Linked DNA regions of Homo sapiens: region 2 is linked to region 1. Evidence: read pairs that join two places in POLR2A ChIA-PET (ENCODE). Cell type or tissue: A673. All regions are shown on one strand. Each heading gives the region's core, and the rest is flanking DNA. Links, peaks and the distances in the headings are about the cores only.

Region 1 (11,640 bases), core at 1,916-9,915:
GCCAGGCCTCAAAGTATCAGACCAGATAAATCCCTGTCTCCAAGGAGCTCGCAGCCTGAATTTGAAGACCCAAATATTCAGAGGAGAAATGTCTCAGTTCAAAGTTAGCTGAGTTAGCGGCCAATGGTAGGAGGATGGAGGAAATTGTGTAAGAATTCAGAGGAGGAGAATGTCCTTGGGGGCTGGAGTAGGGAGGACATAGGATCACAGCCCACCCTTGACAGGTGAGGAAAGGAAGAGATGCAACAGTTACTAAGTGCCTACTAGGTGCCAGTGTTAGCGTAAGAGATTTGGCTGGTTATCTCTGGTTATTCTTAGGACTGGGGTTGGAGGGAAGAGTGCAGTAGGCATTTCCATCAGGGAAATGGTGCAATTAAACTACTGACAGCCTGGTCTGAGCCATAGCTGACTCTATTCAAGATAGGTGCTTACCAAATACACTTCTCTGCCAGGGTAGAAACAGCCACAATCTGCGTGTATTCAAGAGCTAAGGAGCATGTTTCATTGGCTTGCTCCACAGTCACGATGAATTGTTTGAGCACCTGCAATGCTTTGAGTGCTTTGTAAATTATGAAGTGGGAGGAGATCACTGTGGATCCAGGGATCTGCTGAGGGTCTTAGCCTCACTTCACAGGCAGATGCTCAGTGGTTTCAGGGTGAGAAAGATTATGGGAACTTTTGTGGCTTTATTGAAAAATCTCACCCAAAACACCACTTCTCATCTCTTATCTAGCAAGAAGAGCAATGAAAAACAACAAAGGAGAAAATTTTAAAAATCAGACCATGTATGTTTAAGTTCTTAATACCTGTATTTATTCCTATAGTTTGTTCAACAAGTGTTTTCTCAGATGCTTCCTAAATGCTGTGGTAAACAAAATTGACAGGGCTCTGGACCTTGTGTTTACAGTCTAGTTGGAAAGGTAGACATTAAAAAAGGCAACACACAAGCGTGTGATTACAAAGCATTCTGTAAATTAAAAAAACAAAAACAAAAAAGGCCAGGCATGGTGGCTCACACCTGTAATCCTAGCATTTTGGGAGGCCGAGGTGGAAGGATTGCTTGAGCCCAGGAGTTCAATTCCAGCCTGGACAACATAGGGAGACCCCACCTCTACAAAAAATTTTTAAAAATTAGCCAAGTATGGTGGCGTGTGCCTGTAGTCCTAGGTACTAGAGAGGCTGAGGCGGGAGGATCACTAGAGTCAGGAGGTCAAGGCTGCAGTGAATTGTGATCGTGCCACTGTACTCTGGCCTGGGAGACAGAGCAGGAGAAGGCACCTGGGAGGCCTCCCTGAGAAGGTGATGTTTCACATGAGACCTCGCCAATGAGAGGATTCAAACAGGCCAAGTAGGGCATGGCACGTGCTCTTGGCCTGGTCACGTGACCCATTGGAACTAGTGAAATGGAGATAACCTGAGGCCTGAGCCCCAGGGTTGTCATGGAGATGAAACTATTTAATGTGTATAAGTCACCTGGCCCCGTGCCTAGTACATCCTGGAGGCACCGAGCAAATGTTTGCTGAATCTGGTTGGCAAGTCCCTCCCTGCCCTTGCATTCCAGGGTTCCCCATTTCTCTGTGACTTTGACCCCAGGGAACCCCACCCTTGCTGTAGATGCTTGCTGTGGCCTCTCTGGCTACCTGTAGAAACAGAGACCAGTTGGGAGCAGGGATCTGCCTGGACCCATGACCCTGGCTTCCTTGCGATGCTCGTTGATGCCTGGAGTCAGCACCTCTGTCAGCAAAGCAGTCACAGGCTGCTTCTCTCCAGAAGGAAAACTGTCAGCTCTGTCCCACCCATCCACATGAATGACAACAATACTGAACTAGAGGCAGATGATATTGGGGAATTCGTACATAGAGCAAATCATCTCTTCATTGTGCTTTATGGTTACACATACACATCTGTTTTATATCAACTGACCATCACTTGTAACTTTGTGAGCCAGACGGGCAGGTCCCAAACCATGCTGTTTCACAGCAGAAATGGAGACTCGCATGCTTGTGTGGAAAAGTGACTTGCTAAGAGTCACGCAGGTTGTCAGAGATGCAGACCTGGGCATCTGCCTCTCCTTACACCATGACATACCTTGTTGAATGACTGAGACACCAGTGACACCGGTGACAGGACGCAGGAGAGGACTTGGGGCAGGGAGGCGCCTGCTCATAACCCTCTCTGACTTCCAACTGCAAACCCTTACTGGCTGTTGTCCTCTGCCAGGCACTGTGCTGAGCCCCATGGAGGCACCAGCCTCTTCGATGGTGGCATTTTAAGGCCTACAATGGCAGAGAAACGTCGTGGAGGAGTGAGGGTATTTCCAGCCATGGCTGGAAACTGACCCTGAATCCGAGCGTTCTCTGGTCTGGACAGAGTGCCAGGCCTGTGGCAAAGCAGGTAACCTTTGAAACGGAATCTGATCTGCTGTCGGCCACTGCCCAGGCCACAGTCTGCCAAAGGGACAGCTGAACGAAAGGCTCAACTTCCTCCTTCATCAGCTCCAAGTTCCAGGACAAGAGGCAGAACCAGGTGCCACCGAGCCTGCCACAGGTAAAGCTGCTTCTCTGTCTTAGGCCTCCCTGCTCTCGTCCTCAGGGCACTTCTCACCCCCTCCATCCCTGCTGACGCTGAGTGCTATCACCCCCAAGGAAGGACGCTTCCTGGAATGCCCAGCCTGCCACCCAAGAGACTCCCCTCAGGGCACCCACTGCTGGATCCAACAGGTCTGCCCCAGTGCCAGCCCCTAGAACCACAGGCTTCTGTAAGCTTCGACTTCCACATGCAAACCAAGTACGCTCAGCCTTTTAAAGTGCAATCCTCTTTGTTCAGAATGTTCTTCCTCCTGTGGCCAGGCTGACTCCTTTTCTCAATCCTCAGGTCCCAGGAGGGCTGTCACTGCCCAGCACCTCTCCCCAACCTCCTGTGTGCTCTCTGAGCATTGTGTACCCGCTCCTGGTGCCACACAGACTCTTGCCATGACCTCTTCTTTGTCTCTGTTTCCATTGGCTGTGTCTCATTCTCCATTGCATCTGCAGCACCCAGCCCTGCACCTGGCACATAGAAGACCCTCAGTGGTATTTCATCAATAAATGGGAATGGTCTTACCCTTCCATGCCCACAGACACACTTGCACCCAGACCTCTGCAGCCCCTGCCCTCCCAATGACCTTGCCTTGGAGACTCTGCAGTTCTCACCTTTGACAGCTTTCTGAGAATTCGACCGTCCCCAGGCTGTCCTCTTCATTGATGCCTTTGCCACTTAAACCAAAATATGCTGTGCTTTTCTAGGTTTCTGCTTCTTGCCAAGTGTCTATCTCTTACTCTACCGACCATCACCATTGACGTGTGTGAGGGGACATCTGGAAGCACAGTCCTCTAAGGTGTGTGTGTCAAGATAGGGTTTGGGTGGCAGAGGGAGGCCCAAGTGCTGGTGGGTTCACCCACAAGGATTTGCTGACAGCTAGCTACACACCTTCCTGTTCTTTGAGAATTTCAAACGTGAGTAGATCAGCCCTTGCCATCCAAGAGCTTAGGTTGAGGGTCTGAGGGTGGAAAACACAATGAACACAAAGCTTAATTCCAGAATGGATGCCAATAATGGCACATACCATCTGCTAAGCACCTACTGTGTGTGGGCATTTAACGGTCACTGTCTTCCATTTATATAACAACCTTGCGATTTATGAATTAGAGAACCATCTTACAGGTTACAAAATTGAGATAAGTGAGCTGCCGTCTATATCAGAGAATAGAAGGTTCTGAGACCAAGATTTGAAACCAGACCTTGCCAAGGAATGACCAAAATTCATTCCTTACCAAGATGTCACTTTGGGGGCCTTATCTTAAAAGTGCTTTTCTGCCAGTTTCAATGCTCTTGAGAGGACAGTCTCCCCCTCGAAGGCTCCTAGCAACATCGCTGGGCAGGCTGGGCTGCTAAGAACACCTGTGTTTAATTTAGGTGGTGACTCAGAAGTCCCATGCCCAAAATAGGTGACACAGGCACACATAAACTGTGGCCTCCTTTTTCTACCTCCAGCCCTAACCTCTGACCCTACTGTCTGTGATTGGAAAGAAACGAAACAGTGGTACTGGGAAGAGCTGTTCCCGACCTAAACCTTGCACACAAATGGTGTCAGCAGGCACAAATCAACATGAAGATTATTAAGGGGAAACAAGCGGAAAAAATACAACTCACTAGGAATTCCTAAGTGGAGGGGCTGGGGTGTGTGTTTGTGTGTTTGTGTGTGTGTTTGTGTACATGTTTTTAACTCATCCAGATTGGAAAAAAAATGTGCCTGCAAAGGTTTCACCTTTACTTTCTCAAACCAAAAGAGATCATGTCAAGATGCCAGTCAATTGGGAGGAACTGAGGGTGAAGCCCCAGCAGGAGGGCCCTCTCTTTTCTCTTTTGAAACTTGGTGATGGCCAGGTACAGTGGCTTATGCCTGTAATCCCAGCACTTTGGGAGGCCGAGGCAGGTGGATCACCTGAGGTCAGGAGTTCCAGACCAGCCTGGCCAACATGGGGAAACCCCATCTCTACTAAGAATACAAAAATTAGCCAGACATGGTGGCACGCGCCTGTAATCAAAGCTACTCAGGAGGTTGAGGCATGAGAATTGCTTGAACCCAGGAGGCGGAGGTTGCAGTGAGATGAGATCACACCACTGCACTCCAGCCTGGGTGACACAGTGAGACTCGTGAAAGAAGGAAAGAAAGAAAGAAGGAAAGAAAGAAAGAAAGAAAGAGAGAGAGAGAGAGAGAGAGAGAGAGAAAGAAAGAAAGAAGGAAAGAAGGAAAGAAAGAAAGAAAGAGAAAGAAAGAAAAGAAAGAAAGAAAGAGAAAGAAAAGAAAGAAAGAAAGAAAGAAAGAAAGAAAGAAAGAAAGAAAGAAAGAAAGAAAGAAAGAAAGAAAGAAAGAGAAAGAAACTTGGTGTCCCCAGTGCATGCCTCAGCAGCTGTGGGATTGAAAAGTTATACATATTTTTTCCCATTGAGTAAACAAGTCTACCATTAGAAGCAGGACTTCCTTCTTGATATACTTGGATGGAGACGATTTGTTTGAAAATGAGTCTGTTTAAAATGAACACAGCCGCTCCCCCCGCGAATCTGCGGGCAATCTGACATCTTTGGAGCTCACTCAGAATGACACACTGAGCAAAATTCCACCACGTTAAATTCGAGTAGACTTGACATGGTGGAAAGATCACAGGCCTGGGGCAGAGGGCCTGGCCCCTGCCCTCGCCCCTGGGGCCCTGTGAGAGCCAGGACAGGCCCTCCCCTCATCCAGCGGCCGTGGAGCCCTGGGTCTCTTCCTGCAGCTCGTTTCTCTCGTGTGAGGCAGACACAGTGCAGCGCTCTCTTGAGGTCTCTGTGGCATTTCTGGAATGTCCTTCTTCCCCAGTTCTGCTGTTCTTTCTCCCTAGCGTGAAGGCAGGGAAATAAAGAGGCCTATTTATAGTGGGCTGGGCCAAGGCAAGCTCATCTCAAAGCTGAGTATTTATGACTGTTAGTGTCTCAGAGACAACCTGTGAATGGCCTGGCGTCTCTCCAACGGTGTGGTGTGGACTTGGCACCACTTCGCACGGCACTGGAGCTGGGTGCTGCCTTCCAGCTGGGCGTGTGAAGGGCCCGTGCAAAGCCTCTGCCTCCCCTACCCCGGCTCTCAGGGCCCTGAGGAGCTTACGGGCTGGAAATGGCCACTTCCTGAAGAACGGTAACCAGCCCCTGTGTAGGCAACAACTCACGCGCGCCCACGGAAACTCAGAGGCGTGGCTGTTACTATCCATATTTTAAAACGCAGTGATGGCTCCAATGCATTTGTTCTGTGTAAGGTAACGGGCTATTCTAGACAAGCTTTGGGGTATCTGCCTCTCCAACTTATGCCCTTTACTTTGTGAACGAATCCCACCCACAGCCATGATCACTCAGTGTGACTTCGTTACCCTGGCCTTGGTTAATTGGACCAGCGATGGGCCGGTGACCCAGGCTAAGCCAATAACATATTCTCTCCGAAAGTTTTGCTTCCAGATTCCCTTCTTAGCCTCTGTTGGGCCCTTGACTGGGGAGCCCAGTGAGGCCAGGCCTGGGCAGCTGAGCTTGTCATCTCAAACAGAAGCAAAGGAAGCTTCTCTGCAGAGCAGTCAATGAAACTGTCACACAATGACCCCAGAAGTCCTGACAGATGGTTCTGCCAGCTTCCCTGTTCCAGTCACTCTCGAAGCCTTTGGTTCCCGGAGATTCTACTGCTCTATCTTTTTGAAACAGAATGTTCTATTAGGGTTTAAATTTATGTAACACAATAGCCTATTGGAAGATTTTTTAAAAAAAAAACTTACTGGAAAAATCTACCAGCTGCTATCTGGAGACACAAAGACAGAAGGTCCCTAGAGGGCAGATCCTGAGTAGCCTCACTTAGACGGGGAGGCAGGGGCAAGCCCCGACATGGCAAAGCCAGCCCCTCCGTATGTCCCAGCCAAAACCAGCGTTGGAGAAGGGCAGTGGGGCCGCTGATGGCTATCGTGTGTGAGAGCCAGGGCCGGAGCCAGCTATGGTGCTTCCCTCATGACTTAGAAAGCAGCTCCTGTGAGCATCCAGGTACTTCTGGGCAGTTGGATTTTCCAGGTTAAGGCAGTGAGACTGGGCTCTCCCATTCCTTCCAGCCTCCCCACCCATACTGCCTGTCACATGGGGCTTTCTGGACTTAGAAGGGGAATCCACTGGCTTCATAAAGTAAATATTGCCATCTGAGACCTGGCTTCAAACTCTGAAGTAGAACACCCCAGTTACACTTCCAGTAACTTTCCCTTTCTTGCTTAAACTACTTTGGGTGAGACTTTGTTCTTGTGATGGAAAGAGCTTCGTTGAAGTGACAAATGCTGGGGGATGCTGAGTCCACATCCCGGTCTGTCTGACTCCAAATCTGAGTGACTCTGAGTCCAGAGGTCATTCGACTTCACATCAAGGCCTCTCTGATGCCGCCTCGCATCCCCTGAGAGCTTGGCAGACCTGGAGGCTCTCGTCAGAATTCCCCAACAAAATCTGTGTTTTAACAAGTTCCCTGGTACCCCTGGGGGGGCACTGATCTGATTCACCCACCAGCCTCCCAAGGCCCTGTAGTGCTGAGCTGTGGACCTCACTAGGACGCTCTCCTTGTCCCTGCCACTAGCTCCAGTGGGATCTCAGGCCAAGACCTCTCCTACCCTTGGCTCCCATTAACTTCTTTATAAAACAAAAGGCCCTCCCTGGTCCTGAGCTGAGGTGGCATCAGCTGTTCCCTTCAAAAAAGTGGCCCAGAGAAGCGGGGAGTAGAGAGTGACTGCTAATAGGTACAGGATTTCTTTTTAGAGTAATAAAAATATTTTAGAATTAGACAATGGTGATGGTTATCCAACTCTGTGACTGCACTAAAAACCATTGACTTGTACAACTTAAAAGGGGGACATTTTATAGTATGTGAACTATAGCTTAATAAAGCTGTTATTAAAAAACAATGGTACAGTACTTGAGAAAGAGAAACAATAAACCTTGGTAAAAAATAGGTTCAGTTTTATCTCAAAGCCCTATGGCTTCTCTACAGGAAGCCTTTGCTTTTGTTCTGTATCTCATGGTTTCTCTTCACAAGGCCGTTATGAAGCTCAGATGGCGCAATGGCTCAGAAGAGATTTGCAAAGGAATAAGCGAGAGATCAGAGCAGGGAACGCAGGTCAACAGCAGCCCCTCCTCCCTGTCTGCCTTCCCCTGAACCTCCGTGCAACCAGAGCCTCTGGGGAGAGGCAGGTACATCTTGTGTTTCTTTTCAGTGCAACTGTAGCTGGCCGGATGCCACAGGACATTTACTTTAAAAGAATATTTAAAAAATTTTTTTAGAAAAATGAAGGTCTCGGGACTGGGCACGTGGCTCATGCCTGTAATCCCAGCACTTTGGGAGGCGCAGGCGGGAGGATCACTTGAGGCCAGGACTTCAAGACCAGCCGGGGCAACATAATGATACCCCGTCTCTACAAAAACTTTTAAAAAATAGTCAGGTGCAGTGGTGAGTGCCTGTAGTCCCAGCTACGAGGGAGGCTGAGGCAGGAGAGTGGCTTGAGTCCAGCAGTTTAAGGTTGCAGTGAGCTGTAATCACACCACTGCACTCCCGCCTGGGCGACAGAATGAGAAAGAAAAAATGTTTTTAAAAAATTTGTCTCTAAGAAAAAATGTTTTTAAAAAACATTTTTTTAATGAAGGTCTAGTCATCAAGACCCAAGACCCCACTGTCTGGCAGGTCATCTTGGGGAATTCCTATCCATTTAGCTTCCCCAGGTCCAGGAACTTCCTTGGACCTCCTGGGTTGACTGCCCCCATGTTGCCCCGGCCAATGCTCAGTAACATTTGTTGAATGCCTGATTGTGGCCCACATTTAGAATTATTAGAGAAAGGCCGGGCGCAGTGGCTCATGCCTGTAATTCCAGCACTTTGGGAGGCTGAGGTGGGCAGATCACTTGAGGTCAGGAGTTCGAGAACAGCCTGGCCAACATGGTGAAACCCTGTCTCTACTAAACATACAAAAATTAGCTAGGCATGGTGGCACACACCTGTAATCCCAGCTACTCGGGGGGCCAAGACAGGAGACTGTCTCAAAACAAACAAACAACAAAACAGAATTATTAGAGAAAGAACATTTAAGGAAGTGAGAAAATGTGGTAAGGTATGAAACCTTGGCCTGTTGAAAGCCAAAATCACCTTCTGATTAGGAGGGGCCTGGCCTCCAACCTCCCTGGAGAACGGTTTGTTCCCCTCCTTTGCAGCCAGGTTGCAAACATTTATGACCCATTTAATCATGCTCAGTGTTTGGAGCCACACAGAGAGGGCTTCTGCAGGCTCGGACGTCATCTCGGGGCGAAGGGTGGTGTTTGATGTGTCACGCGATGAAATGCTCCCCACTCCACTCATGGTTATTATTTTTTTGCCTTTAAGCAGACAGAGTCCATCAGAGATTAGAACTCTGCCAGAGTTTCTGGGTTGAGTGATGAAGCACAAATGTTTCCCTTTCCAACGCTCTCGGAACTGTCAGCCTTATTTCTATGGCTGTCATTCTCTTATTCACAAAAACGAAACCGGGCTAAGCTGCCCTTCCTCCCTGGGCTTTTTCCAGCCTGAAGTCTCTGAAATAGCCATGTTTGTTGTAGCAGCAAGTGGGAATGTTGTCTGCTGTGATAAATGGCCCGTCCCTTCCCCTAAAATAGCCACTGGACTTCCTGGGAACTTTCCTCTCAGTCCTCTGATGAGGGAGGGTCTCGGTGGGCCTGTGGGGACTCAGCAGGGGCTACCTGGTTCAGGCTGGCTCCTTCTCCTTAAAAGCAGAACGAGGGCCCATTCGAGTCAGAATGAGCCCCTGCAGAGCTTCTTAACCGTATACAACCCCGGGCAAGCTATTTTGCCTCTCTGAGCCTCGTTTTCTCACCACATTTGGGCCAAGGAGAAGACTAAATGAGATACTATATGAAAGGTGCTGGGCCCAGATCAGACCCTTAATAAACAAGAATTCAGGCAGGCAGCGGTGAGGTTCTTGCCTGCTCCCTTTCACCCATAGATGCCTCCTGTCACTGCCTAGTGGCTGAGCTCTGGGAAGGGAGGCAGGGGACCCACCTCACTCCCTGCCCTGTGCGTACAGCCTAAGCCAGGCTCACTGAGTCCCTCACCACCTCCTTTGTTCAGTAAACATTGACTGGGCATCTGCTGTGCCCCAGAGCCTGCAGGAGGCCATGGGGACAAGGACAAGTCAGACATGGCTCTGGCCCTCAGTACAGAGATCTCTACAGGATGCAAGGGACCCTAATTGATCTGTTGTACAGTGGGAGTTCGAAATGCCATGGGCAGGAGAGAGAGAAGCCTGGCATTGACTGGAAGCTTCCAGAAAGGTTGCTTCTCTTACTGAGGCTGGGCCACACCCTGGGCTGTTGGGAGCCCCCCACCATGCCTTGTTTTGTTCAGCTCTGGCATACGGTAACCATGTATTACCAGCAGGAATTAAAGGAGCTTTAGGAAATCAGTGATCATTGAGACAGGGTCTTGCTCTGTCACCCACGCTGGAGTGCAGTGGCGTCATCATGGCTACACGTCATCATGGCTACATCATGGCATCACTGCAGCCTAGACCTTCTGGGTTCAAGCAATTCTCCCACCTCAGCCTCCCGAGACGCTGGAACTACAGTCATGCATCACCACACTTGGCTAATTTTTTATTTTTTGTAGAGACAGAATCTCACTATGTTGCCCAGACTGGTCTCGAACTCCTGGGGAGCCCAGCAGTTCTAAAAGCTGATTACCATAAAGGCATCTTGAGTTTGGGTCTGAATTCCCTGGCAGCTAAAACAAAGGGAGGAACATATTGAGTTACATAGTTTTCTTTTTCTGACAAAAGAATGCATACAAATTGACTTGAAGAGCCGGGCATTTTCCTGGAATGAAGTGCCTGCCAAAACATGCTGAGGGTAAAAGAGACACTGGGTTGTGGAATGGACCGAGGCTTCCACCACAGTATTGCAAAAGACCCACAGACGCTGCTCAAACAGACGATGCTTGTAGGACATTCCCAAAAAGGCAGAGGCCACCAGGAACATCATAACTCAGGGAAGGCACTTCTACCTTTGATGTCCCTGTTCTCTTAGGACAAGTACAAGAAGAACCCAATGAAAATATGGCTTCACCTACATCCCCAAACCACAGCAGAGCCCTCAGAGTGGCTTCACTGCAAGGATCCAGCATCTCCATTCATGGTCTGTGGATGGTTGACATTTGAAGAAAACACCCAACCACATATGCATATGTGTATCCATGTACACATTATATGTATGTGTGTGTATACACATGCAGTTTTTTATGATTGTAAAACTAGTGCTAGTGTTCTTTGCAGAAAATTTTGAAATATAGAAAAACATGAAAAAAGTATATGCCAGTAACAGCAATTCAGAAAGATAACCTCAATTAGACCTTGCTATATTTATCTGTAGTCATTTATCTACATGTGAGATATATATACATATATCTCTGAATGTGACCCTAGGGTCATTGGGTCATTCTCTGCGCCTTTTTTTAATCTCAAACTTTTTCATTTAACAAGATTTTACATATATATATATATACGTATATATATGTATATATATATATACGTATATATACGTATATATATGTATATATATATACGTATATATACGTATATATATATGTATATATATACGTATATATACGTATATATACGTATATATGTATATATATACGTATATATACGTGTATATATACGTGTATATATACATATATATATACGTGTATATATACGTGTATATATACATATATATATACGTGTATATATACGTGTATATATACATATATATATACGTGTATATATACGTGTATATATACATATATATACATATATTTAGGCAGGGTCATGCTGTGTCACCCAAGCTGGAGTGCAGTGGTGCAATCATGGCTCTCAGCAAACATGACCTCTCGGGCTCAACTCATCCTCCCATCTCAGCCTCTTGAGTAGCTGGGACTATAGATGGGCACCATCATGCCTGGCTAATTTTTTAAAAAAAGTTTTGTAGTGATGGAGTTTTGCCACATTGCCCAGGCTCAAGTGATCCTTCCACTTTAGCAGTC
Region 2 (11,640 bases), core at 1,473-9,472, 82 kb before region 1:
TATTATTAACTAGTCTGAAATGTCCACAATTACAGAAGTATAAAGCTTATTAATTCTCTGGGCAATATTAAGTCTTGGAATTGTAAATATTAATTTAAAACTTCTCTTCAAACTGCTATAAATAACCTGTCCTAAAATAGTCTTAATAATGTATTTCAAAATTTAGAACTTTATCTGCTTTGCATATTGTAATTCGGTTCTGCAATTGCTTTAAAAATAAAAGTAACAATTTTTGAATAAATCAAATGGTAAGCAAAAGACTTAAGTTTAATAAATAAGTTGATTAAATTAATAAATTTATAGGCTGATAATAACCAAACAAAAATCTCTTATCAAAAGTAGAGTTATAAGATCAAATATGAAGTTTAAACATACTTACATCTATTTAAGAAATTATCTATGTTCTTGTTTTTCCTCAAAGCAGGAAAATCTAAATCAAGGACCAAGGAATTTAAGCCATCCTGTTAAGAAATAAAAAGAGGAAATGACAGTTTTTACAATTTCCAAGCATTCATTTAAAAAAGTCTTTTAATTTTATTTATGTCATTTTCACCAGGAAAATGCCAACCCACTTTGATATGATAGTGTCCATAAGTTCCATATCCAACAGCTTTAACTGGTTTCCTAACCTCTGTCAGAGAATATTAGGACTGCCCCTATCATGTTTTCCTGTGTTCTTTCGGCCAATGGAAAAATGTAATTTCAAAACATGTATCTATTATTATTTTTGCTAGACAGATGTCTTCTTTTCTCTCTTCAAATGGCCAAATTTCATCAGGTTTTGACTTCAAGAAATACAGCTACACTAAGTTCCCTCTCATTAAACCTGCATTAATGTTGTGCCTAGTGCAGATTAAGAAGAGAAAATCCAAAAATAAATAACACCATCCTTACCCTCTGGGAGCTCAGTCTCAAAACTAAATTTCCTCTTAAAACAACAACAAAAGGATGATGCATTGTCTGGATTTCTATTTTTTCTTTACATTTCTGTATTTCCCATATTTTCTACAGTGAACATGCATTAAAACAGAAAAAAACTATATACACATAATGGTGGAGGTGAAAAAAACTCACCAGAAAGTAATTAAGTCTCAGATTACTCAATGGAAATGCTTGTGAAGGTAGCACGATTTCTAAAACACTATCACATACATTGTCTCAACGCCAAGTAACTCTGTGGAAGGTAGGAGGAAACATCCTCAATTTAAAGACGAAGAAACAAATTAAGGCACAGAGAAATTACATGACTTTGATTTCCTCAGGGTCATGATGTTAGGAAATGACAGTAGCAGCATACAACCTAAATCTTAGGAGGTCCAATAGACTTAACTCATCCCTCTAGTCTCAATGATCAGACTGACACCCTGCTAAAAGAAACAATGGGAGCCTGGGAGGGTAAACAGGGAAGCTAGAGGATTGCAGAAAACGAAACAGCAGTAAAAATAAACCTTTAGGGGACTTGGATAGGGGGAAAACATGGGGAAAATTACACAGAAAATTTAGAAAGGTAATCCAGGTGGGTGTGGCAGCACACACCTGTAATCCCAGCTACTTGGGAGGCTAAGGCAGGAGGATCACTTGAGCCCAGGAGTTCCAGACCAACGTGGGCAACACAGTGACACCCTGTCTCTGAAAAAAAATTTTTCTTTAGAAAGGTAATTAATCTACTAATCCTAGAATAACTGTACATACTATGCTTGCCACTCAGTTATAGTTCATATTTTTAATTTTCATTCACTAAAAAATGTTAACACTTTGTGAAAATATTATTTAATAACAGAAAGGGGCAAAGGTGTTAAGAGTAAACTATTAACATTTTTAATAACAAAATGATTTATATCCCACTGATATCTAATACAGATACAAAGCAATCTTCATTCTCTTCAACTAAAAGAAAAAAATACATTTTAAAAAATCCAACTTCCAGGTAAGCTGGGATTGTTAAATTCACACATTGAGACATACCCTCCCACACACATACACATAAACAACATCACACACACACTCCTCCAAAACAGCTGGACTACTTTTCAAGGATTCTAACATTTGAGCATATTAGGCTATTTTTAAGTACCAAATCAATGTATCTTTATTAGTATAATTTTGATATTTCAGTAAGTTTAAAATGTAAAATCTGAATCATTTATATTTTAGATGTATCTAGACTTATACTCTGTATTACAATTTCAAATCAAAGAAAAGTATATTCATATGGAAAGCATTCTTCCATGCTTCCATTTACCTCCACGAGAAGAAAAAGAAGAAAAATATAAATTGACAAGGAAAAGGCTTCTATTGCAACAGTAAATCTTCCTCAGAGATTTTTCAAACAGATAGAATATTAACACTTCATACTGAAATAAAAGTAACTCTGCATTAAAATCTCCATTTACACATAAGACAAGAGAAGCCTTTCTTTGAAGCAACACTACAACTTGACATTAATAAAAGAATGAAATCCTTGCTCCCCCGTATCTTCCCCAAAAGTTCTCTCCAAGAGATGGGATTATGTGAAGATTAACTAATCTGGAAAGTTTATAAATATTTTCCCATAAGATTCCCCAGTAGAATAGGGTCAGAGAGCTTTTTCAGCATTTGGAACATCTGAACATTTGCTCAACTCAACCATCTTGTTTATAAAACCATTTTTTAAAGACCAAACACTATCACAATTAGGCACTATTATTTTTACGTAGCATCAATTTTTAATGATACTATGATACTTTAATGTAGGTTGATAACATATACATTTATAAACTTACATTCTTACTTGAGGCCTTTACGTTTATAATTTTTACAATCAAAATTTATTCTACTTAGTATCACCTTTTAAGAAAAAAATTCTGAATTGTTTTCAGATAACAGTGTTTTAAGTATATGAAATTAATACTGAGATCCAGTCACTGGGCAAGCTGAGTTAGCTCAGGACTTGATTGAAAGCCCATGTCTGTGACCTTCCTTGTTATGCAGTTTCAAATAAACTTTCATAAGTTTTAAGTGTCAGTGATTTCAACTGTGATTATTTTCTTTAAGTGACCCTAAACCAGACACAGTGGCACACCCCTGTAATCCCAGCTACTCGGGAAGCTGAAGTGGGAGGACTGCTTGAGCCCAGGAGTTCAAGAGCAGCCTGGGCAACACAGCAAGACCCCATCTCATTTTTTTTAAAAATGATACTAAAACTGAGATAAAGAAATGCTAAAAAGAAATACAAATAAATTCAGGAAAAGACTACAACCAAAATTTTAAAGCAATGAAGAAAACGATCTGCCTGTTTCCAACCGTACAGAAATGACAGGAGAACATTTGAAAATGACAGCCCCACTGAGACTAAACAAAACACTACCACCAATAACTGACCAGAAAGAAAAATGCCAAGCAATGGGTACGTGCTAAAAGTCACAGAGGTCTATTGGATTTCAGGTCAGAAAGCAGCAAGATCAATGACTGATAATTAAAAGGGCCTAAATGAGGTGAGGAGTTAAAACCAGACTGATTACGAGAAAATCAGTACCCGGAGTGAAAATCCCCACTCCTAAAATAAGACACTGGAGGGAAAAACAACAACAACATCTTATTGCCCAAGTTTCATATGAATCTGCATCACTAGATAGGTCAGACACAGCTTTCAATCAAGCCTTGGTCTATGCCCCCGGCTAGCCCAGTTACATCTCTAAGGTTACCAGCTGAGAAACGTGAATTAGCTCCAATGCAGAAACTAACTTAGGTTGTCTATATGCAAAAAGCATGAGAGAAAGGCAGGGAGAAAAATGTGTTATCCTACTGTATTTTTTAAAAAAACATGTATAAGCCAAACACCCAGTTTCCCCTACTATAATTATTATGAGGGAAAAAATACATATACATAAAATGGTCTATTTTTCTAACTTTTCCTGAACACAGAGCCTTTTATACTTCAGTTGTCAAGAAATGAAGTATTGAACTTGATTTCACTTTCACTGTACACTGCTTCTTAGTATCTTATTGTTGTTGGCCAGGTGCAGTGGCTCATGCCTGTAATCCCAGCACTTTGGGAGGCCGAGGCGGGCGCATCGCCTGAGGCCACGAGTTCGAGACCATCCTGGCTAACACGGTGAAACCCCATCTCTACCAAAAATACAAAAATTAGCCGCGCGTGGTGGCGCAAGCCTGTGATCCCAGCTACTCGAGAGGCTGAGACAGGAGAATCGCTTGAACCCAGGGGGCGGAAGTTGCAGCGAGCGGAGGATCGCGCCACTGCACTCCAGCCTGAGCGACAGACCAAGACTCTGTCTTAAAAAAAAAACTAATTGTTGTTAAACATCCAAATAAAATGCTTCAAAAAAATAAAAATAAAAGGAGATTGGAAATACTCTGCCAACCTGGAAAGTCTAAATTGATAAGCAATATGATGGAGATACCCTCTTAGGAATTTCAATTGCTAAATGAGGCACAAATTATCCTTTAGCTGAAAATTTTATACATTTATGAGTTGTCAGCACATATGTAGTATTTAAAGCTATAAAACTGGGTAAGATCACCAGAGGACTGATTATAGATAAACAGAAAAGAATCAAGTACAGAGTCCTGGGATGCATCAATATTAAGAAACAAGGGAGAAGAGGGGACTAAAAAGGAACAACCATTTTTTTGAGGAGGGAAATCAAGACCATCATGGCATCTTAGAAGCCAGATGAAGAGTGCAGGAAGAGGGACAGAATGATAGACAAATGACAGACTATGATAGTTAATCTGACTGGTAAATCAACCTTATTGAGGACTGTGAATTTAGTAACTCAGAGGTTAGCAGTAACTTTTCTAAAGGCTATTTGGATTACAAGTTTATTATTTCTAAATCACTGTTCACCACTTTCTTAGTACTACTATTTTAAATACCGTATTAAAAAAAAAGTCCATATTCATAGACTGTAAATAATACCTAGCATTCAGCATGACCACAAATTATGTCTTATTCTTTACAGCCTACCTACCAAAAACTTTAACTACATTATACAGGTTAATACAGCATATATTATTAACAGGGACCTTTCTTGATTACTTTGCACCATGTATTGTGCAAAGCACTATACATGCATTTAACATTTTATTCCTCACAGCATATAAGTTAATACTATTGTCATACCTACATTAGTAGGCACAGAAACTGAAGCTTAAAGGTTAAAAGGTTAAAAAATGTGTCCAAGCCAGAATAGCTTATATGTAACAGAATTAAAATTTTATGATGCTCTTATAAACAATATTGAACTTAAAAGTTAATAAAATAATAAACTTAATTAGTAAAATTATTCCTCTAAAAGAATACTAAATAACAAACAAGTTTTAAAGTCAAGACAACCAAAGAAACAGTTAGTTACAGAGCATAGGAAGCATATTTCTGTGTATCTGCTGTACAGATTAGTGACCAGGAAATGTTATTTAAATGAATTTGTAACACATTTCCTCTGTTTGCTATTTCAACTCCAAACACAAATACATAACTAAAATAGTTGATATGGTTTGGATTTTTGTGTCCCTGTCCAAATCTCATGTCAAATTGTAATCCCCAATGTTGGAGGAGGGGCTTGGTGGGAGGTGATTGGATCACAGGGTAAGACTTTTCCCTGTTGTCATGATAGTGAGTGAGTACTCAGGAGATCTGGTTTAGAAGTGTGTAGCACCTCCCCCTTCTCCCTCTTCCTCCTTTCCCAGCCATGTAAGATATGCCTGCTTCCCTTTGCTTTCTGTCATGATTATAAGTTTCCTGAGGCCTCTCCAGCCACGCTTCCTGTACAGCCTAGGGAACTGTGAGTCAGTTAAACCTCTTTTCTTTATAAATTACCCAGTCTCAGGGTAATGAGCCAACAAATACACAGATGTGTTTTATAAAGAGATAATAAAGTAAAGGAAGTCTAGAAGTTAAGAAACCTGGGTTACATCATCACGGTTCTGCCATTTAGTGGCAACTTAAATTGAGGACGGCTAAGTCAACTTAATTGAGGACTGAGAATTTAGCAACTCAGAGGTTAGCAGTAACTTTGAGGAGAAAAACTTAATAGAGGAAAAGATAAAATTGTGTGACCCTACACAAGTAATTTCACCCAACTTCTAGGGCCCTCGTTTGTAAAAAAGAGTTCATAGCCTATAAAATCATTCTGGTGAGCAGTTCTTTAAAAATTGGCTATTTAAATAGTTAAAGCAAGGCCTGGCATAGGGAAAGAAACTTTCCTAGGGCAAAAGACAGGAGCAATAGGAATGTTTTTATGACTTTTCCTTGAGCCTCAGGCTCTAACATGGCTCAGCATGGCAAGATAGGACCAGTATTATTAATTTTTCCTTTTTGCCTCACATGCCAATATGGCTTGGCACAGTACTCTTCCTGATTTTGCCTTTCTTTAAAATTTTGAGTTTGATATTCTGTTCATAGTGAGTCTTTGCATTAATTTTTAAAATATTACATTAAAATATCTTGATTACTGTGGCTTTTTAGGGTTCTCCCTCAAATTTTGTTCCAAGTGCCTGAATGGCTTCACCCTAACCTCAGCCGTGGTCCTAAAAAGAGAATGAACCTTTACAATGAGAGAGGCATTAACGATAGCATATTCTGATTTTAAAAGAACGTACGGGCCAGGCGCGGTGGCTCACACCTGTAATCCCAGCACTCTGGGAGGCCGAGGCGGGAGGATCGTGAGGTCAGGAGATCGAGACCATCCTGGCTAACACAGTGAAACTTGTCTCTACTAAAAATACAAAAAATTAGCCAGGCATGGTGGCGGGCGCCTGTAGTCCCAGCTACTTGGAAGGCTGAGGCAGGAGAATGGCGTGAACCCGGGAGGTGGAGCTTGCAGTGAGCCGAGATCGTGCCACTGCACTCCAGCCTGGGTGACAGAGTGAGACTCCCGTCTCAAAAAAAAATTTAAAAAAAAGTAAGACAAAGAGAGAGAGAAAGAAAAGAAAGGAAAGAAAGGAAAGAGCAAAAAATCACATTATTGATTTGATCAAGGTTTTAGAAGAATTAAATGTAAAGTTGGTAATTGTTCTAATGGTGATAGTGCTCTGTGCTGATAATAAAGCAGCTGCTATTGCAGAGTTCTTGGATAGACATGATGCCAAACACTTTATATAACATCTCCTTATTTAATTTTCCTAACAGACTGTGGAATTATATGGTGTTAATTATATGGTGTTAATTATATGGTGGAATTATATGGTGTTAATTATACAGTCTTAATATCACCATATTTTTTAGTTGAAATTTGGCTTGGAGAACTTAAACCATTTCCCAGAACTGCACAGCTTAGAAGCATTAAGGTTGGTATTGGGCCCAATGCTGCTTTGAATAATTATTGGTATTTTTTAAATTAAATTCTGATTTTTTTCTTCTAAAATATTAAGTTGATGGGAAGATATGAATCAAATTGCATTCATAATGTAATACATTGTTTTATTATTTTATTTGTGTAATACATAATGTAACATATTGTTTAGAAACACATGAATAAAATTAAGATCAAATTATATTTGTATTACTATTTTTCTTTTTTGAGACAGAGCCTTGCTCTGTTGCCCAGGCTGGAGTGCAGTGCCATGATGTCAGCTCACCGCAACCTCCACCTCCACCTCCTCCTCCACCTCAAGTGATTCTTGTGTCTCAGCCTCCAGAGGAGCTGGGACTACAGGCGCATACCACTATGCCCGGCTACTTTTTTGTATTTTTAGTAGAGACGGGGTTTCATCATGTTGCCCAGGTTGGTCTCGAACTCCTGAACTCAGGTGATCCACCCGCCTTGGCCTCCCAAAGTGCTAGGATTACAGGTGTGAGCCACTGTGCCCAGCCTGCATTACTAGATTTCTTATGGCTTATAAATCAACAATTTTATCTTTTCCTCTATTAAAAAAAGCTTCTCTCCTCAAAAATTACATACAATGTTACCTGAAACTCCCTATAAAACAGAAAACAGGCAATTTACACACCTATTATAAAATATTAGAAAAAGTAATGCATCATCTGACTGAATCCTATTCTTAATTTAATATTGGTATTCAACTGAGAAACTACTGGCCAGATAAAATTAGAGTTGTTATTCTGATTGTAGGCAAGTTAGACTTTTTAAAAAGTATTTTCCATATTTGAAACTTGTACAGTTAAGTATCACAGATAGACTTTAGGGCAAAAAAAAAAAATCTCATCCAGGATATAACACATACATGCAAGAAAAATACCCCCAAAAGGCCTGCTGGTTTTATGTTTTATTAATTTTCCTATTTGGTGCTCACAGTACACAGAATAATTATATGGCTTCAATATTTTGATATTCATAATATCGTTCAGCAGCAGTACTTTAAATACACTGATGGCAGGATCTGTTTATATAGTGCTCCATTACAGATACTCCAGGGAAGACCAGACTACCTTAAGAGAAGGCCTGGCATGATGGCTCACGCCTGTAATCCCAACTATTTGGGAGGCCAAGGAGGGTGGATCACCTGAGGTCAGGAGTTTGACACCTGCCTGGCCAACATGGTGAAACCCCGTCTCTACTAAAAATACAAAGATTAGCCAGGCGTGGTGGTACACGCCTGTAATCCCAGCTACTTGGAAGGCCGAGGCAGGACAATCACTTAAACCCAAGAGGCGGAGCTTGCAGTGAGCCGAGATCGCGCCACTGCACTCCAGCCTGGGTGACAGAGCGAGATTCCATCTCAAAAAACAAAAGAGAGAGAGAGAGAGAGAGAGAGGAGAGAGAGAGAGAGGAGAGAGAGAGAGAGAGAGAGAGAGAGAGAGAGAGAGAGAGAGAGAAAACAAAGGGTCTCAAAGCAGAATAACCTACACTTCATGGACATTTTGGAGCTGAAGGGGCAAGATGGTGGAGGAACAACTTTTCCTATAAAGTCTATCTAGTAACTAAGAATGCTGGAGATGACAATGGCCAACTAAATTACAAAGCAACATTTGTCTGTAAAATATTTGTGGATATACAGTTAAGTAGATAGATAGCTAAGCTACTCTGAATATAGAGCTATTCCAGTATTTCTTAAATTTTGAAAAGATACAACAAACAGATAAAGTTTTGTTTATTAGAAGGTAAAACAGTTTGGTCATATTCACACTTAATGACAAGAAACAGTCTTCCCAGCCTGTTTCTAGTCAATTGTCAATTAAATAAACAGAACCTTCTTTTTCATTTATAACAAGAAGTTTGTCTATATGGTTTCCACCCCTAAGAACCTAAATATAGAAAATTATTTTTCTACAATTGTGAAGTTAAATTTCTGCTTCATCTCCAAACAATATCACTCAATAAATGTTAGCTATTATTACCACTATTTTCAATATCACCTAAATACACACTATGCATTTAAAGATTACGTAATTTAGGATATGGAGAGTTGGAAGGTTTTTACACTTTAACGTCTAAACCTATTAGCACATTTTTTATACTAACAGAACCAAAAACAGTTCCATCACTAACATAATGTGTTCCATAAAGAAAATTATTTTACTCCTTTAAATCTCATTTTTGACATCTATGCAATACAACATTTAAGTCTCAGGGCTAGTGTGACAACTAATGAAAGACTGTGATGCCAAATGAAACAAAGGTTAGGTACTAGTCACTGTAACTCCTTTTGTTATGAATGTACTTATGTTTTAATCAATTTTAAAAGCTCTTTCACTGCCAAGTAATTTTCAGTCTTATTTTAAGTTTATACAGCTTAACATTTTATTTAAGACAGTTAAAATCTGGGAAAGATTAGATATAACACAAAAGTGCTTGGAGCAACATTATTTATAATAGCAAGAAACTCAAAGCAACCTAAAAATCTGGAACAGAAAAACTAAGTAAATTTTACTAAAGCTTGTCAAAGTTATATTAACCAATCATTAAAAATAGTTGTTACAAAGACTAGGTAGGAATTAGTATTTTTAAAAAATTAATGTTTAAAAAGTGCAGAATAAAAATTAAATGTATAATAATTCTACTTAAGGGAATTATGTATATGAAATTTTTGAATGGAAAGCAAAAAATACAATAACTATCATACCATGATGAAATTATATCATTTTATTCTTTTCCTAAGTTTTTTGTGGTGAAATTTGTATTAATAACTCATAATAAAATATAGCAAATCTAAGTAAACAAGATCTAAGGTATTACAGAAGACAGTCTTAATACATTTAGACCTTTTAAAAAATTACTCATTTATTATCTATAGCTCCATATCTCTACTAAAACAGATGCTATTTTAAATCCCAATGCATTTCACTATTCGCCGCCTCCTATAAGTCATATGTTGTTTTTTTTTCTCTCTCTTCTCTGAACTGGGATCTTAACAGGGATTAATAGGTTAATTTGAGAAAAACTAACTTTTTTTTCCCATCCAAGAACAAGGTAGGTCTCTCCATCTATTTCTTTCAGCAAAGTGATAAACACATCTATTCTAAATACATGTTGTTAAGTCTATATGCTAAGTATTTTACCTTTTTGTGGCTATTACCACATTATATTAGGTCAGCCATGTGGAGGACACAGAGCTCTCTGAGTACCTTTATGAACAAAATTTTTTCAAGTTTCTGATAGAAATGTTCAAAATATCCCATTTCTTTCTAATTAATGATGTTTAAACATACATTAGGTAATTAAAAGCAAATGTAATTTCCCTAAAACTGTTAAAAACTTGTACATAAAAATAAAAATTTCATGAAAAACATAGGTGGGGTGGTGATTAGAAGGTCAGGATAAGGGGACATTCTGGAAAATTCTGTTTCTTGACCTAGCTGCTGATTATATGGGTTCTCAGATTGTAAAAATTTATCAAGCTGTATACATACAATGTACATACTTTTCTGTGAGGGTATATATAGACATATATTTACAAAGAATGTTTTGGGTGCATTGGATAATAATGAACTTACTGACAACATAAAAATAGCACAGGAGGCCAGGCACAGTGGCCTGTAATCCCAACACTTTGGGAGGCCGTGGCAGGCAAATTACCTGAGGTCAGGAGTTCGAGACCAGCCTGACCAACATTGTGAAACCCTGTCTCCACTAAAAATACAAAAATTAGCCGGGCATGGTGGTGCTAGCCTATAGTCCCAGCTACTTGGGAGGCTGAGGCAGGAGCATCACTTGAGCCTGGGAGGCAGAGGCTGCAGTGAGCCAAGATCGTGCCACTCCACTCCAGCCTGAACAACAGAGTGAGACTCCATCTCAAAAAAAAAAAAAAAAAAAAAAACCACACACAGGGGCAAATGAACTTTAAAACCTGTTTGCCATCATTGTGCTTAGACATTTTCACATACCTTTTCTAATATATTGTATCTTCTCAATCAGGGAGGACATATGAGTAGGAAACTCATCCTCAAGTCTGCTACATTTCAATGAAAACTTTTTATTACAGAGACTTATCCTCCAAACACTTTCAAAGCTTATTTGTGTTCAAAGTGCTGGGAGGGAGCAGGTTATGAGAAGTCACACGACTTTATACTTTGGATCCCATCTTCCAAAAGATGTTTCTCATAACCCTTAAAAACAAGTCAGCAATTTTGAGTGAGAAGAGGAGAGCTGCCCTGCTGGAGAATCTGAGATGGAATTAAAGGAATTTCAAACACAAAACTATCTTTCCCTATTGTCAGAATTTGATATATCACTATAGTTA

The links. Peaks named below come from ENCODE experiments on the same cell type or tissue, not always from the same donor. Only the 100,000 strongest peaks of a DNase experiment are listed, where the experiment ranks them.
Region 2: POLR2A ChIA-PET joins it to region 1 with 31 read pairs; 3 of 35 experiments call an interaction of 5 or more read pairs at or near these places.

The regions. Positions count from the first base shown.
Region 1 is chr2:11,369,330-11,380,969 of GRCh38, forward strand. PPIAP60 (peptidylprolyl isomerase A pseudogene 60) reads left to right here. Exons shown (of 4, transcript XM_047446546.1): 4 at 2,371-2,466. The coding sequence ends at 2,466. Among named protein-coding and RNA genes, the nearest start is that of LINC00570, 19 kb to the right of the region's middle. RefSeq lists enhancers at 6,416-6,974, 8,872-9,081. In A673, for the core only: a CTCF peak has its summit at 5,326; a DNase peak (open chromatin) is centred at 5,502; H3K27ac peaks cover 845 bases.
Region 2 is chr2:11,287,276-11,298,915 of GRCh38, forward strand. ROCK2 (Rho associated coiled-coil containing protein kinase 2) reads right to left here. Exons shown (of 33, transcript NM_004850.5): 2 at 380-461. Among named protein-coding and RNA genes, the nearest start is that of ROCK2, 52 kb to the right of the region's middle. In A673, for the core only: no CTCF peak of the experiment used is centred there; a DNase peak (open chromatin) is centred at 5,806; H3K27ac peaks cover 1,191 bases.